Regions from separate parts of the Homo sapiens genome. Here region 2 is linked to region 1. A link is an interaction called in ENCODE POLR2A ChIA-PET data of the cell type or tissue named here. Cell type or tissue: GM12878. All regions are shown on one strand. Links, peaks and the distances in the headings refer to the core of each region. The heading gives the core; the rest is flanking DNA.

Evidence for each region. Peaks named below come from ENCODE experiments on the same cell type or tissue, not always from the same donor. Only the 100,000 strongest peaks of a DNase experiment are listed, where the experiment ranks them.
Region 2: POLR2A ChIA-PET joins it to region 1 with 6 read pairs; 8 of 35 experiments call an interaction of 5 or more read pairs at or near these places.

The regions. Positions count from the first base shown.
Region 1 is chr1:51,511,689-51,514,611 of GRCh38, forward strand. The region is part of intron 1 of EPS15 (epidermal growth factor receptor pathway substrate 15); the gene reads right to left. Among named protein-coding and RNA genes, the nearest start is that of EPS15-AS1, 5.1 kb to the right of the region's middle. In GM12878, for the core only: no CTCF peak of the experiment used is centred there; no DNase peak of the experiment used is centred there; H3K4me3 peaks cover 1,354 bases; H3K27ac peaks cover 2,445 bases.
Region 2 is chr1:51,411,385-51,414,307 of GRCh38, forward strand. All of the region lies in intron 13 of EPS15 (epidermal growth factor receptor pathway substrate 15), which reads right to left. Among named protein-coding and RNA genes, the nearest start is that of TTC39A, 82 kb to the left of the region's middle. In GM12878, for the core only: no CTCF peak of the experiment used is centred there; no DNase peak of the experiment used is centred there.

The sequences.
Region 1 (2,923 bases), core at 163-2,662:
AGAAATTCTCCAGCCCAAAATCTCAAAGTGCCAAGGCTGAGAAACCATGATCTAAAAAACTATAAAGTACTGTAATATAAACGTCTTCCTCCAAAAAATATGTTCTTATCCTAGCATTCTTGGTCAAATTTGTATTCTTATTGCAGATTTAGTAAGGAATAAGCAGTTTGATTATTTCAGATGAAAAACTCCTGGTACTGTTATATTCCCATTGTAATAATCCCCAGTTTAAAGGAGGGAGGAAGTGAGGCTTACTTTTCTTTGTATATTTTTACCACATAAAAACAAGTTTTAAAAAGAGCCCAACTTTTATTTTTTAATTGCACCTCTGATTCATTTGAAAGCCTTATTTATATCACAAAAATGAGTTTCTTCTACCTCATTTCTATCCTACTTTTGCACAAAATATTCAGAAGTTCACATTTATGTGATAGGAAAGCAGAGTATATGAGGCAGGGTACAAGGCCAGCTTTTAACAAATTGGGAAACTACAGGAGTAGCTAAAGAAAATAAGTCACCAGTTCATTTTGTAATCACAACATGCTTAAGAGGTCTCAATAATACCCAAGAAGTCTCAGTAGTTTATTTCTAATATGCAAATGAGTGCACTTAAGAGGTTAAGTAATTTGCCCAAGATCACAGAACTACTCAGGGGCAGAACAGGTGTGCTCTTGCAGTTATATTAGTCTGCCTCTGCTCCTGAAGTTTAAAAATCTAGATTTTGCAGAAGCTCTAAGAGAAAAGACTGACAAATTAAACATATAAAACAAATATTTCTACATAATCAAAAAATGCCAAAAACAAAAAAAAATTCAGAGAAAAAAATTTTGCAAAGGATTTTGCAAAGAAGGGCAAATTTCCTAAATATAAGAAGAGTTCTTACAAATCAGTGAGAAAGAAGACAAACAGCCCATCAAGAGAACAGGTAAAAGACTAAAGCAGTTTATAAAAAAAGAAATACAAATGGTTTCAAAGGAAAAAAAAATAAGTTCAGCCTTACCCATAAAGAAATAACAAACTAAAACAATGAAATTGTTTGAAATCTTTCTGATTACTGGACTGACAATAATATACATGTTGATCAAGCTGTGGAGGAAATGACACTCTCAAACATGTGTGCTGCTACAGTGTTTCTGAATGTAAATGAGCAATATCTTTTTTTTTTTTTTTTTTTTTTGGAGACAGGGTCTTAGCTCTGTCACCTAGGCTGGAGTGCAGTGGTGCAATTATAGCTCACTGTAACCTGCTAATCATAGCTCACCTGTAGCCTGCTAGGACTACGGGCACACACCACCATGCCCAGCTAATTAAAAAAAATTTTTTTTTTGTCCCAGATGGATTTCACTATGTTACCCAGGCCTTGAACTCTTGGCTTCAATCAATCCTTCCGCCTCAGCCTCCCAAAGCACTGGAATTATAGGCCTGAGCCACTATGCCTACCCCAAATTAGCAGTATCTATGCAGATTAAAAGTATCCTCTGGCCCAAAAATTACACCTACTAGAAATTAATCCATATGCTCACACATGTGCACAAAAACATGTAAAAGAGTATCCACTGCAGCATAGTTGTAACAAAAGATTGAAAACAAAATAAATGTCCAGCATTAGGTGGCCAGTAAAATAAATAACAGTAAGTTCACATATAGAAATACCCTGAGGTTTTGAAAACAATAAGGGAGATCTATATGTGATGTTATAGAGCAATCTCCTAAATCAGTTAAGCTAAAAATAATATAACAACAAACTGTGAAACAATAAACAGCTTACACAAAAGAATATACATATACAGTATACATATATATTTATTCGCATATACACAGACTATTACTGGAAATTCACACAAGAAACTGGCAAGAATGGCTGCCTCTGGGAAAGCAAATGAGGGCCTAAAGCAGAAAGAAGACTTCACTAGCATTGTATGAATTTTTTTAACCATGAATTTATATTGGTTTTTTAATTTACTAACTATAAAACCTAAGTCCCAAATTCTGAGCCTCAGTATCCTCCAATTTGAAATGATGATAATAATAGCTTAGTTCATAGGTTACGCTTTGTTAAGTTATAAAGCAGCACAAAAAATTATAAATTAGTCCTCTAACTGAATTGTCCAAATCAATTAATATAATTATTATCATTCCTCTAATCAATTTCTCTAAATGTTTAGGATGAAAACTAAGTGTAGACACAATCTTAGAACACAAAGCTTTACTTTACACGTAGTTATTGTGTATTCAATTTAAATGAATAAATTCTCAAAAATGCCATAGAGAAAAGCTAAATCAGTTGATTACAGAAGGAATACATTCTCACTGTTGAAAACAAGGTAGATAAAAACTACAACCATGCTACTATAAAATTTTAGTGTTTTTTTTCTTCCAGGCTTTCTTCTACGCATGCTTAACTGGGTTAGATCATTTGTCTAAATAAAAAAAGTTCACTTTACTGTAATACAGCATTCAATTTACAAGATTCCTCAGATTATTAAAAACACCTAATAAATATAATTAATGAAGGCATACCTTGTTGATTCAACTGCTTTAAAAATGAAACTCCAGCATATGAATTTGCCTAATGAACTCTGCCTGGAGTAACTTTTCGTTTATTATTTCTACCAGTTCTCCAACTAACCAGATCTCTCTCAGGCCATTTACTTGGTTTTGGTTTCCAGAGTACTGATTTTTTTTTTAAAAACTTTTATTTTAGGTTCAAGGGTACATGTGAAGGTTTATTACATCAGTGGACTTGTGTCATAGGTATTAAGCCCAGTACCCAATAGTTATCTTTTCTGCTCCCAATTTTATTAAGCCCCAAACTCACAAACAAGTATATAAAGTGCTTTTTGTAATTCCCTAAAGAACAAGTAAAATATCTTAGATTAGGCCTTTAAAATCACACTATTAGAGATTGCAGAGATTCTGAACT
Region 2 (2,923 bases), core at 255-2,754, 100 kb before region 1:
TGACCCTTGTGCCATGAATTGCTAACTCTTGCACAAAGGACTGATAAATGGAACTGTACAGAGAATTTAAGATACAGGGACACTTGATTTCTGGAAGAAAAACAATTTCTGTATTTTAATTCAGTCCTTATTTTAAGAGACTTGAAATTATAATATTGAAGGAGAAGAAATTTTAAATGAGGAAATAAGTACATTTTAAATCTTAGTTAAATATGCTTATGCCCCTTCTAAATTGAATTTTTCTTTATTGTATTATATAGAGTTTTGCTTTGCCTAGGTTTCTTAAGAATCAGATGTTCTCTCATTAACCCGTCAGGAAACAACAGAAGCTGGAGAGGATGTGGAGAAACAGGAACGCTTTTACACTGTTAGTGGGAGTGTAAATTAGTTCAACCATTGTGGAAGACAGTCTGGCGATTCCTCAAGGATCTAGAACCAGAAATACCATTTGACCCAGCAATCCCATTACTGGGTATATACCCAAAGGATTATAAATCATTCCACTATAAAGACACATGCACACGTATGTTTATTGCAGCACTATTCACAATAGCAAAGACTTGGAACCAATGCAAATGCCCACCAACGATAGACTAGATAAAGAAAATGTGGCACATACATCCCATGGAATACTATGCAGCCATAAAAAAGAATGAGCTCATGTCCTTTGCAGGGACATGGATGAAGCTGGAAACCATCATTCTCAGCAAACTACCACAGGAACAGAAAACCAAACACCACATGTTCTCACTCATAAGTGGGAGCTGAACAATGAGAACGCATGGACACAAGGGAGGGGAACATCACACACCGGGGCCTGTCGGGAGGTGGGGGACAAGGGGAGGCAGAGCATTAGGACAAATACCTAATACATGCAGAGCTTAAAACCTAGATGATGGGTTGATGGGTGCAGCCAACCACCATGGCACATGTATACCTATGTAACAAACCTGTACGTTCCACACATGTATCCCAGAACTTAAAGTATAATAATAATAAAAAAGAATTAGATGTTCTCTTTCTGATTCCTTTGACAAAAATGTTTATCAATTATTTACTATAATTTATTTTAAAAATTCCTTTAAAAATGCCAACACAATAGATGATCATGAAAGACTTTCCAGTGCTAACATTCCGTGAGTTTGTGTGATCACAGTTTCAAACTGGTGAACTCCTTTAGTACTTTATCATTAATTTACCAGCATGCCTAATTTTTTTCATGTCTAAATTTTTAACCTTGCCTACACTGTTAACTAATCCATACCATATAGAGATACGACTTTAGATATGCACATGGCATTGGCTCTGAATAAACCCATGCCAAAAGAGAAAAATGACTTCAATTTCTGTATCACCCAGTCTAGTAACTTCAGATTCATCTTTGATTTTCTCCATTCATACATGTCCTATAGATTCTACCTTAAAATCTCTCTTTAAGCTGTTTACCAAATTATTTTAGCTTTCATCGTTCCTTCCTTGACATACAACTGGGTTTTCTCCCTTTGTTTCTTCCTATTCCAAATGTCCAACTTGCTTAAAAAATAACTCACTGCAAAGGATATTTCTCTAGTCACTGTTATTTTTAAAATATGTGTTGTTCCCTCTTATCTAGAGGATTAAGTAAAACTTGCTGCAAGACACATTAAAACCTTCAGTTCTGGGTTCTACCTTCTTTTCCTCTCATATTCACCTGTGTCCCAGCCTCAGAAGACCCTATTCCTTCTCCAATAGACAACATATTTCAATGACCCTATGCCTTTCCACAAGCCATAACCTCTGTCTTCAATGTCCTTCCACACCATATGTACCTGGAAACCCACTATTGATTCTTCAGAATCCAGCCAAATTTAATCTCGTCTGACTCATCTTGGGCTTCCTTCACCTATGCTCAAACTCTACTGTTTGTTCCTAACCTCTACTGTCATACTTAATACACTGTAATCATAGCTAACCTCTAAATTACAAACTTCTAAAGGACAGTGTCCATGCTTCATCTTTCTTTGATTATCCAAAATCTTGTACAATGCCTAGCACATTCCAGGGGCTTAATTAAGCAATTACTGTAACTATCATAGGATTTTAGTATGTGGGAAAAACTAATGGGAAACACGCATGAGACTGACAGAAAGAAAAGACTTACATTCTTTTTACATAATGTGAAACACTTCACTATGTATTTAAACTATAGCTATTTATTAATACCCCAAACTGACCTATGACAAATGCTTTTTAAACTTTTTAAAATAATACCTACATTTCTAAACTGATTCAGTATTTTTATAATCTATAGACCAAGGCTGATCTGACATTTAAAACTTTCATTATTTGGAAATAATCATTACTGCTTTAACATGTCACTGTGGCATATACCTTTATTTTTTTAAGACAGGATCTTACTCTGTCACCCAGGCTAGAATGCAGTGGTATAATCACGGCTCACTGTAGCTTCAACCTCCTGGGCTCAAGTAATCTTCCCACCTCAGCCTCCCAAGTAGCTGAGGCTACAGGCATGTGCCACCACGCCTGGCTAATTTTTAAATTTTTTTGTAGAGATGGGGTTTTACCATGTTGCCCAGGGTGGTCTCAAACTCCTAGGCTCAAATGATCTGCCCGCCTCGGCCTCCCAAAATGCTGGGATTACAAACATGAGCCACAGTGCTTGGTCTAGTTCAGCTATAAAATATTTTAAAAGAATGTTACCTGCAGATCTAAAGTAATTTTGTTAGTTTGAAAATACAATCTATTGAGCCGGCAAAGTGGCTCATGCCTGTAATCCCAGCACTTTGGGAGGCTGAGACGGGTGGATGACCTGAGGTCAGGAGTTCGAGACCAGCCTGGCCAACATAGTAAAACCCCATCTCTATTAAAAATACAAAAAATCAGCTGGGCGTGGTAGTGGCCGCCTGTAATTCCCGCTACTAGG